Linked DNA regions of Homo sapiens: region 2 is linked to region 1. The links are chromatin loops, found by intact Hi-C in ENCODE. Cell type or tissue: heart right ventricle. All regions are shown on one strand. Each heading gives the region's core, and the rest is flanking DNA. Links, peaks and the distances in the headings are about the cores only. Region 1 overlaps PEMT (phosphatidylethanolamine N-methyltransferase). Region 2 has its middle 35 kb from the start of SMCR2.

Region 1 (5,363 bases), core at 283-5,282:
TGACCCAGTTCGAGACACCTTGTTGTACACTTTGTCACCACGTTGCTCAGGCACCACAATTCTAAAGTTAGCCCTAGCCTGATAGCAGAGGCTCCCCACCAGGCCAGTGCCAGCAGCACACAGAGTAATGCTGCTGCCCAGCTCAGCTGCCATTCAGAGGCAGGCAGTGCCCCAGGGGCAGCAGGGCTGTTGCCAGCTAAAAGCCCACGTCCACTGCCTGGCTCTGAAAGATCCCACACTCATGTGCCGTGGAACGGCTTGCACTTGAGACCCAACATCAAGGGGCCAGGGGAGTGAGCGTGGGCACTGGGGACAAGGCACTGACTGTCCCCAGCCATGGAGCTGAAGCTAGACCTGCCATTCGTTCTGCAGGAGTCCAGCTGTGAGCACAGCCCAGACAGGAGCGGGGGAGAGCTAGGAGGGCCACAGTATCTTAGGTGACACTGGTCTGAAGAGACAAGAGCTGTGCTCCTAGAGCCAAGGTCTCAGTCAGGCCTGATGAGCCAGCTGGCTCTGCTCAAAGAAAAACCCTTCTTGTGCCACAGGCTCCGCCAGTAAGCCCAGCTCAGCTCAGCTTTCCCGCAAGTGCAAGAGGCCCTGGCAGAGGACGACGCTTTCTGGTCCAGAAACACTGGCTTGGAGCCCACTGGATATGCGGCCATGCCCTGGGAGCCAGATTTCTGAGCCAGATGGAAGCAAGGGTCTCAGACAGTTTGGCTCATGCCCCCATCCTAACTTCTGACACACACACACTCACACACATGCACACACTCACACACCTACACACACACACACATGCCACCATCCTTGAGCAGACAGTCCAGATTGCAGGTATGCACTTGGGGTCCTCCCTCACAAGCCCCAGGCCCACCTGTAGTCCACCTTTTGTCTACACTCATATCCCTTTCCTTGGCCTCAACTCCTGCCCACCCTGCCCCTATGACTCCTCCAAAAAGCCCACGTGGGCCAAGTGCTGCCCTGCCTATGGCCCACCATCACCTCCTCCAGCCCCCACGACCCTGTCTCCCCACGCATTACCTGGTTATGCTCTCTCCGTAACTCCTTGGTTAATAAGTTGTGAGCTTTCTTATTAACCAAATGCTGATTTTTCTATGTAACATCTAATGTCCAATCTGACCTTGTTAATCCAGTGCCAGCCCAGGAGGGCAGGGTCCCGTCCCGGCACAGAGCTGCCCCAGAGCCAGGACTTGGTAAAGCGCAGGGATTGCAGCATTTCAGAGCTAGATGGGGCCTCAGCTGAGCGTCCTCACTTTACAAATGGAGAAACCGATGCCCAGGAAGGGGATGTGAATGACAAGGGTACAGGGCCTGGGCTGATCCCATAGCACCTACAAGGTCGGCTTTCCCGGCACCTGGAGGGATCCCTTGGGGCACTCAGAAACGAGCCATAGACCGCTGGCTGGGGATCTGAAAATGGAAACTGAGGCAGCAGCAGCAGCAAACTCACACTAAGGGTGGTAGGCAGGTGAGGGAGCTGCAGGTGAGGAGGTGACTGAGGTGAGGCAGGAGCACCCACACCTTTTCTTCCTTCTCCTCCTCCTCCTCTTCCTCCTCCCAGGAGCCAGGAGAAGCACACCTCACCTTGCCCACAGCGCCACCTACCGTCTGGCCACCCTGGGGTGCAGCTGCTGCCAGTACCAGCCAGCAGGTCAAACATCCAGGCCCAGGAAACCCCAGGCCCAGCCAGCGGCCCAGCGCAGCAAGTGGACTCTCACCTCCCAGAAAGGAAAAGCTGCCTCTTCCCAAACAACTCTCCAGACTACAGTGGCCAACTGTCCTGTTCTGCCCAGGACTGACTTGGGTTCCAGGGAAAGAGACTCTCAGGCTAAAAGCAGGAAAGTCCCCGGCCAGAGGGACAGGTCAGCGTCCTGATACAGACATAAGGCCTGCTGCCCCTCTATAGGTATCCTCTGCAGGGCCAAGGGCTGGGGCTTTGGTCTGGTTGACAGTGAGTGTCAGAACACCTGTCTGCAGCTGACCTGTCAAATGCCTTTCCTCTCTGGAGCACATGTGCAGGAGCCACCCCCGGCCCAATGGAGCGAGAGGTCTTGGGCAGGGTGCACTGTGGGAGAGAGGGGCCTCAGAGGGGAGGAGCTGCACACTGACCTTGAGGATGGACTTGGGTGTCCCCAAGCAAAGACCTGCACATGAGAGCCAGGCACCCAGGGAGAGCAGAAAGCAGGGTGGCCACGCAGGGCTTGGAAGGGGACAAACAAAGGCACCAGGAAGCACCCTCCCAAGGCTGGAGGAAACCGGCGTGACCCCGTGTGCATCTGCCGTCTTGGCAGGATTCCTTACAGCTCCCCTTCAGGTTTACGGGGTCCCAGTGAGGAAGGGAAGTCAGACACAGGCAACTCTGCCTAGAAATCCTTCTAGGTTGGAAGTAGGGTTCCAACTTGCTATGTCTCCAGCAGCTTTGATGTTGGTTACATGCAACTGGTCTTCAATAAAGTTAAAATACCAAAGCATGTGCACACTTTGCTCTTGTAAATAACTGCTCAAGGCAGCTGCTGTGCCTCCCATGCTGGCTCCCTCGGGACAACACAGGGCATGGCAGGGCAGGGCAAGCAGGGGGGCTCTGGGAGCTGGAGTGGCACAGGCTGCCTATCTTATCTTCACTGGGATGCCAGGAATCGCTGAGCCTGCTACAAATGACTGCTGCTCTTTACCTCCATGCAGTGCTTTATTTCACAGAGTCGGGGTGTGCATAGAACCTGGCACAATGGAGCCTCACCTTGTCCACCAGGTGCCACTGCAGAAAACCAGTCAATGGGCAATCCACGCTCACAAAGCCAATAAACACTGCCTGGACATCCATTTCTGCCAGGCATGGTGCTGGGCACAGGCACTGAGCTACAACAGGTGCCCTACCCTCCTTGACACAGAAGGTCAGGCAGCAGCTGCCACCCGGAGCACTGCACATGCCAGGATTGGGGACACAGAAGCAGAGCAGGCTCCGCTTCAACTCTCTTAGGATGCTCCTGGGAAGGGGACAGTGAGAGACAAACAGTGACAGCAGGTATGGCAGGCTGTGCTGAGGGGTAGGTACTCAGAACGCCCAGGCAGCCATGGCCCTCAAGGGACATCAGGCAATGTCTGGAAACCACTCAGATGGCCTGGGCTTGGGGTACTACTGACATCTAGTGGGCAGAGGCCGGGGACATTGCTGGACACCTGTAGTGCCAGGGATGGCCCCAAAAGTCAGCAACCCTGAGTCAGAGAGGGCAGGGTGAGGAGGCATGAGGGAGGGGACACCTGACAAGGACCACTCCAAGCTGCGGTAACAAAGGTCTGTGGGCAGCCTTGCACAAGAGAAGCCAGATCACCCAGAAAGGCCCAAGACCTGGGATGACTGAGGATACAGGTGGGAGGACGCCTGCCAGAAGGGCCTCCCGGGACAGGGGAAAAGTTCCATTTCCTGGAAAACCTGGGGACCTCTGAGCATGGCCCTCAAGGGTGGCTAGAGAGGAGCAGTGGGGAGACTGGCTGCAAGCAGCTGCTGCTGGTGATCTGGCGGGGGTGATGGCACGAAGCCAGGTAGAGTCCGCGAGGGTACAGATCCGGGGGCAGGTGAGAAGAGGGAGTCCATCCTGGTCCTTGGACCACTGCCCTGGCATCTGGAGTGATAGGGAAAGAACAGAACATTGGGGAGGTCTTGGCAGGGGCTCCCTTTGGAGACTGGAGACTCCCACGTAGGGCCACAGTGCCTGGACCCAAGGTCCTGAAGCCCTGAGGAGTCCAGGCCACAGACTGAGACTCAGATGACAGAGGGAAAAGCCTGTCAGTCCCTCTGTGACACCTTGATCTTTGTTTCCTGAGCCCTTATCACAGTGTTCATTACAAACATATCTGTGCTCTGGAAGGACAGAGGTCATTCACTCTCTGAGGACACACACAGTGCCTGGTGCATGGCAGGTTCTCGGTGACTATTCGCTGAGCAAATGAACATCAGGTGGAGGAAGCAGAATTCACAAGAACAGCAGGAAGAGAGCCAGAAAAGCATCGTGGCGCACAGGAAGGCCGGTCTCCAGGAAGAGTGAGGGTCCGCAGTGTGAACTCCCCCAAAGACCCAGAAAGAGAAGGCCGGGAAAGCCTCCCATGGTCTGAACAAGGAAGAGCAGGAGGAGGCCTTGGGAAGAAATGTTCCAACAGAGTGGAGGAGATGCCAGCTGGCCAGGTGGAGGGAGGGGTGGGAGCAGGTGGCTCACCTAGGAAGCCTGGGAGGGAAGAGGGAAGGGACGGAGTGGGTGCTGATGAGCAGAAGCGGGCAGCACCCCAGCCCAATGCTGGGAAAACACTCCCTAGAGCCACAGCCCAGAAAGGCACACAGTGGGCCTGGGGCCAAGGCCCCTCTCCAGTGCCCCCAGCTCCCCAGGAGTCCAGACTCACACACAGTCTGTTTTGTTTTGGGTTTTTTTTTTTTTCTGATACAGGGTCTCACTCTGCCACCCAAACTGGAGTTCAGTGGCTTGAGCACAACTCATGGCAGCCTCGACCCCCAGAGCTCAAGTGACCCACCCACCTCAGCCTTCCCAGTAGCCGGTGCTCACCACCACACCTGGCTAAATTTTGTATTTTTACAGAGATGACATTTCACCACGTTGCCCGGGCTGGTTTCGAACTCCTGGGCTCAAGCGATCCGCCTGCCTTGGCCTCCCAAAGTGCTTGGGATTATAGGCGTGAGCCACCATGCCTGGCCTTCTCACACTGTCTGGAGCCCAAGGACATCCGTGTCTGACACAGGCAAAACCGAGCTCTTCCTCCACAAGCCTCTCCTCCCACGGTTGCCCCAGGGCAGCCAACGGCCTTGCCTCCCACGGGTCACTCAGGCCCAACCATGGGCTGGCCAAGCCACCTCTCTCAGCTCTCCCTGATCACTGCTCCCACCTCCGCCAGTCCCACTGTGGTCAAGCTGCCATCTGGGGCCTGCTGGCCTCTCAGCTCCACCTTTGTCTCTTCTCCTCTGTCCTTGGTGCAGTGACCTTGAAACTCTGACTCAGATCATGCCACCTCTGCAATGGCTCCCAGCTCAGAGTCCAGGGAATGTCTCTCCCCATGGCCCGCAAGGCCTGCACCACCGTCCCCAGCCACCTCTCCGTCCTGCTCCTCCATTCTCCCTCTGCCTGGCTCCAGCGGCAGCTGTCCCTTAAAACCTCCGAGGACACTCAAGAGTGCCCCAGGACTTTTGCACTTGTGTTTTCCTGACAGAATGCTCTTCCCCAGACACCTGAGGGCCCTCCTGCATGAGAATCAGGTTTCTGGTGAAAGGACACCCATCAGAGAGGCCTTCCCTGACCACCACCCCTGTCTGTCCCTCCCCTTGCCTGCTGTGTCACCGGCAG
Region 2 (5,363 bases), core at 207-5,206, 72 kb after region 1:
TGAAACCCCATCTCTACTAAAAATACAAAAATTAGCCAGGCGTGGTGGTACACACCTGTAGTCCCAGCTACTCGGGAGGCTGAGGCAGGAGAATTGCTTGAACTCAAGTGGCAGAGGTTGCAGTGAGCTGAGATGGCGCCACTGCACTCCAGCCTGGGCAACAGAGTGAGACTTCATCTCAAAAAAAAAAAAAAAAAATTAGCCGGGTGTGGTGGCACGTGCCTGTGGTCCCAGCCACTGGGGAGGGTGAGGCAGGAGAATCGCTTGAACACAGGAAGCAGAAGTTGCAGTGAGCTGAGATTGCACCACTGCACTCCAGCCTGGGTGACAAGAGTGGAACTCCATCTCAAAAAAAAAAAAAAAAAAAGAATGAGGAGGCAGAGTGATGACCACACACAGAAGAGAAGACAGGGTGCAGATGGAGTGGAGAGACCTCCAAAGATGCTGGCCTGGAAGACGGCAGTGATGTGGCCACAAGCCAAGGAAGGCCGGCAGCTGCCAGAAACTGGAGGAGGCGAGGAACAAGTCTGCCCTAGAGCCCTGCAGAGGGAGCACGGCCCTGCAGACACCTTGATTTCTGCACAGTGACACTGATTTCAGGCTTCTATCCTCCAGAACTGTGAGAGAGCAAATTTCTCTCACTTGTGGCAATTCATTACAGCAGGAAACAAACACACTCGCTAACCCTTTACTCCAATTTACCAGCGCCCTCCTCTGCTCCTGCTTATGGAGTGTATGTCATTCCCAGCTGGAATGCCAACTGAGGGCAGGGTTTTAAGAGCCTTGTTTTTCACTGCACCCTAGGGCTCACAGCACCAAACACAGGTTGAATGCACAACGAATGAATGAATGGAGGAACCAGTATTTTTTCATTTTTCAAAAGTAATAATAACTTTTACATGAATGTGGGCTTAGGCATATGCTTAGAAAAAGTCCCAAGGGGGCCGGGTGCAGTGGCTCATGCCTGTAATCCCAGCACTTTGGGAGGCCAAGGCAGGCAGATAACGAGGTCAGGAGAGCAAGACCATCCTGGCTAACACGGTGAAACCCCGTCTCTACTAAAAATACAAAAAGTTAGCCAGGCGTGGTGGCGGGTGCCTGTAGTCCCAGTTACTCGGGAGGCTGAGGCAGGAGAATGGCGTGAACTCAGGAGGCAGAGCTTGCAGTGAGCCGAGATTGCACCACGGCACTCCAGCCTGGGCGACGGAGCGAGACTCCATCTCAAAAAACAAAAACAAAAAAACAAAAAAACAAACAAAAAAAAGTCCCAAGGGAATCTACACAAATTTCTACCAGCACTTAGCACCAGGAATGAAACTACAGAAAGCTTCACATTCCACAGTGAACACTTTTGAGGGATTCAAGAACCTCTATTAATTGTTATCAAGAAACCAAATAAGAAAAGCAAACCATAAGGCCGGGTGAGGTGGCTCATCCCTGCAATCCCAGCACTTTGGAAGGCTGAGGCAGACAGATCACTTGAGCTCAGGAGTTCGAGACCAGCCTCGCCAACATGGCGAAACCCCAAAACCCCATCTCTACTGAAAATACAAAAAATTAGCCAGGCGTGGAGGTGAATGGCTGAGGCATGAGGATCACTCGAACCCAGGAGGCAGAGTGAGCTGAGTGAGCTCAGTGAGCTGAGATCGCACCACTGCACTCCATCCTGGGTGACAGAGCGGGACCCTGTCTCAAAAAAAAAAAAAAAAAAAAAGGCAAACCATGAAGAGGAGAGGAGCACCATTTTTTCCAAAAGGGTGATTCTCTATGGAGTTGGGGTCTGGAGAGCATCTGCTTGAATGGAAGTCGCCAACAGGAAGAAAGCCATGCTTTGCAGAGGCCTCACTAGCCTGGAGAGCCACCAGGGCCCTCAAGGGCAATCAAAGTTCCCATCATTGGACTAAGAGGGGCAGGAACGTCCACCTGTCTTTCCTCAGATAAGAGAAGGGGCTCTTGGAGACTTTGGGGGGCCATTTAGACGTTGAGAGCTTAGTTCCTACACCACAGTTCCTACACCACTGATGGCTGCTGCCATGTTTTATTGGCGACCTGCTCCGGGCCAGGCACGTGGATTGTTTTTAATCATCTCGGCAAAATCTCAAGGTGGGGCCAGTCTTTGATTTATGGAGGAGAAAACCGAGACTCTGAGAGGTGGTTTGCTCAATGTCACACAGCTGGAAGGTGGCAGAGGTGAGAGGGGCCTCTGGTCTGCACTGACCCTTCTCATGAGGCCACATATACCCACTACCATCTTAGCGCATGTCTCGGGGTCTGTAAGGATTTTCCACACTCGGGCAGTGCACCTTCTGGCCATTCCTGGGTCCTTGCAACACTGGTATCTCCCCAGTTCACCAGTCGTTTAAAAATGCTTAAGGGAGTTCAATTCTGCCCCAACACCAGGCAAACAGTGCCACCTGGCGGATGACAAGGACAGTACAGGAATTACCATGTGCCCTTGGGAAACTGTCCCCAGGCAGTTGTGATTCTAGGCCAAGGGCAGAGTTGTTTTCTTTGACTTCATAAGAGGGGCAGGAGAGGAGGCCCACTGTTACCACAGCTGAAAATCAGAGGGCTGGCCCTGTCTGGGTGCTTCTGACAGCGAACCCAGACTTTCTGGGTCCCCTCTATGGTATCCTGCCAAGAGATCATCCAGCTTGGGCTTAAATACGTCCAGGGTGGGGGTCTCACTCTCCATGTGTCTTCATCACAAAGTTCTTGCTATCTCCGTGTAACATCTACTCTTGGCTCTTGCTCTACTTCCACGAAGAGCTCATCAACCTTTCTGCCCTCTGACAGCCCTTTGGAGGATCCAGGGAGCTCCACTTTCTCCTCCAGACTAAGCAGCCTCCATCACTGCTCTCAGGACAGGAATCTGGCTCTTCTCCCTGAAGTCATGCTCCTCAGGTCTTCCTGGCTTGAGTGCTTGTGGTTGGGAAGTAGGATGGGAGGGGCAGAGACAGCTTCATTTTGCTGTATCCGATAGTGGAAGTGCTCTTCTCCCGACACCTGCCATGGCTGGAATCTTCTCACCATTCAGGTCTCAGCTCAAATATTACCTCCTTGGTAAGGCCTTCTCTGACCACCCTGGGCTCAAGTAGCCTCCCCAGGCCCACCCTCAGCCAAACCAATGGCACGTTTGCAGCCTGCCCCACCCCCACCCCCAACCTGGCCATGAGCTCCACAGGACAGGGATTTGTCTGTTGTGTTGGGTATTGAGTCCATGGCCGTGGAGCAGTGGCCAGCATCTGCTGGCTTGATCCTCACCGGGATGAAGAGCAAGGTAGGGCAGTGGCTCCACTGGGCTCCTCCAGAAGCAGAGCCTGGGATAAGGGCAAATAGTTAATTTGGGAGATATCCCCCTAAAATTCTTTTTTCTTTTCTTTTTTCTTTTCTTTTTTTTTTTTTAAGAGACAGAGTCTTCCTCTGTTATCCAGGCTGGAGTGTAATGACATGATCATAGCTCACTGCAGCCTTGAACTCCTGGGCTCAAGCGACATTCCTCAGCCTCCCAAGTAGCTGGGTCTACAGACGTGCACCACCGTGTCCACCTAATTTTTAAAATTATTTTTGGTAAAGACAAGGTCTTGCTTTATTGCCCAGGCTGGTCTCAAATTCCTGGGATCAAGAGATCCTGCTGCCTCAGCCACCCAAAACACTGAGAATTCAGGTATGAGCTACCATGCTTGGGTATCCCCCAAAATTCTAATGTTGAAGTCCTAACCCCCAGAACCTCAAGAGTGTAGTTGTCCCTTGATATCCACGAGGGATTTGTTCCAGGACCCTCACAGTAGATACCAAAAATCCAAGGATGCTCAAGTCCCGTGTATAAAATGGCATAGTGGCCAGGCGCAGTGGCTCACGCCTGTAATCCCAGCACTTTGGGAGGCCGAGGTGGGTGGATCACCTAAGGCCAGGACTTTGAGGCCAGCCTGGTCAACATGGTGAAACCCCGTCTCTACTAAAAATACAGAAATTAGCCGGGTGTAGTGGCACACACCTGTAATCCCAGCTACTCGGGAGGCTGAGGCAGGAGAAATGCTTGAACCTGGGAGGCAGCAGTTGCAGTGAGCCAAGATCGCACCATTGCACTCCAGCCTGGGCAACAAAAGCAAAGCGCCATCTCAAAGAAAATAAATAAATAAATAAATAAAATGACATAGTATTTGCATATAACCTAAGTGCATCCTCCCATGTACTTTAAATCATCTCTAGATTACTTATAATGTCTAATACAATGTAAATACTACATAAATAGTTGGTATACTATATTTTATTTGTATTTTTGTTGTTGTGTTGTTATTTTAAATTAATTTTTTTTTCTCGAATATTTTCAATCCATGGTTGGTTTGATCCCTGGATACCAGAGAGCCAACTGTAACCTTATTTGGTGATAGGGTCTTTACAAAGGTCATTAAGTTAAAATGATGTCAGTAGGATGGGTCCTAATCCAGTACGAGCCATGTCCTTATCAAAAGGGGAAATTTGGACACACACACACATAGAGGGAATTCTGATGAGGTGAAGAGACACAGGGAGAAGACGGCACTGATACGCTGAGGAGAGAGGCCTGGAATAGAGCCTTCCCGCACACTCCTAGGAAGGGCCCTTCCTTGCCAACACCTTGATCTTGGCCTCACGGCCTCCAGACCATGAGAGAGTGACGTTCTGTTGAGGCCCCCAGTCTGTGATGCTTTGTTACAGCAGCCCTGGCAGACTAACACAGGCACCCACTGCACCTGCACAGACAGGGCCGTGGATCCCTTTACAGGTGAGAAGGCTGAGCCAGGGGAGGGAGGTGACTTGTCCCTGGTCACTCAGAACCAGGCAGGCCACAGACCCAGGTCTCTGAACTCAAGACAGGAGGATCAAGCCCCCAATCCCAAGCCCACCCCACTCCCCAACATAACCCCAGTGGCCTGACGATGGGCCCCTGACCAAGGGTAAGCATTGGAAAGCCCAGCCTCGCTCGGGTAGGCCTGGGGACAAAGATGCACATGCACACACCCCGCTCAGGCCTCACTGGGAAGTGGATGTGGGGCAGGGAGGAAGTGGGGGCCTTTGGGACACATGGGAGCAAGGTGGGCTTCCAAGACAACACCCACCACCAAAAATCACCAACCCAGATGTGCCCAGGCACCAAACCCCAAATGAAGGTCTGACCAGAACGGCAGCTGATGAACACTGCCCAGGGATGCAATCGCTGATTCAGCTCACGCTGAGCTCAGCCCCAGGGCCCCCGTGCCCTCAGTGAGCTCAGCATCTTATGGAGGACGTGTGTATGCAGACAGCCGCAGAAGAATGCTTATTCCTGGGACAGGTCAACGCCTCAGAGCCTGTGGGAATCCGGGGGTGCCCTAACCAGA

Evidence for each region. Peaks named below come from ENCODE experiments on the same cell type or tissue, not always from the same donor. Only the 100,000 strongest peaks of a DNase experiment are listed, where the experiment ranks them.
Region 2: it touches region 1 in a loop (3-fold over the local background); 15 of 110 quality-filtered maps call a loop at or near these places.

The regions. Positions count from the first base shown.
Region 1 is chr17:17,567,280-17,572,642 of GRCh38, forward strand. All of the region lies in intron 2 of PEMT (phosphatidylethanolamine N-methyltransferase), which reads right to left. Among named protein-coding and RNA genes, the nearest start is that of PEMT, 22 kb to the right of the region's middle. RefSeq lists enhancers at 1-765, 766-1,657, 1,658-2,547. In heart right ventricle, for the core only: CTCF peaks have their summits at 1,632 (motif pointing left) and 3,159 (motif pointing left); DNase peaks (open chromatin) are centred at 602, 1,622, 3,182 and 3,596; H3K27ac peaks cover 4,004 bases.
Region 2 is chr17:17,639,583-17,644,945 of GRCh38, forward strand. No RefSeq gene overlaps it. Among named protein-coding and RNA genes, the nearest start is that of SMCR2, 35 kb to the right of the region's middle. In heart right ventricle, for the core only: a CTCF peak has its summit at 2,423 (motif pointing left); a DNase peak (open chromatin) is centred at 2,409.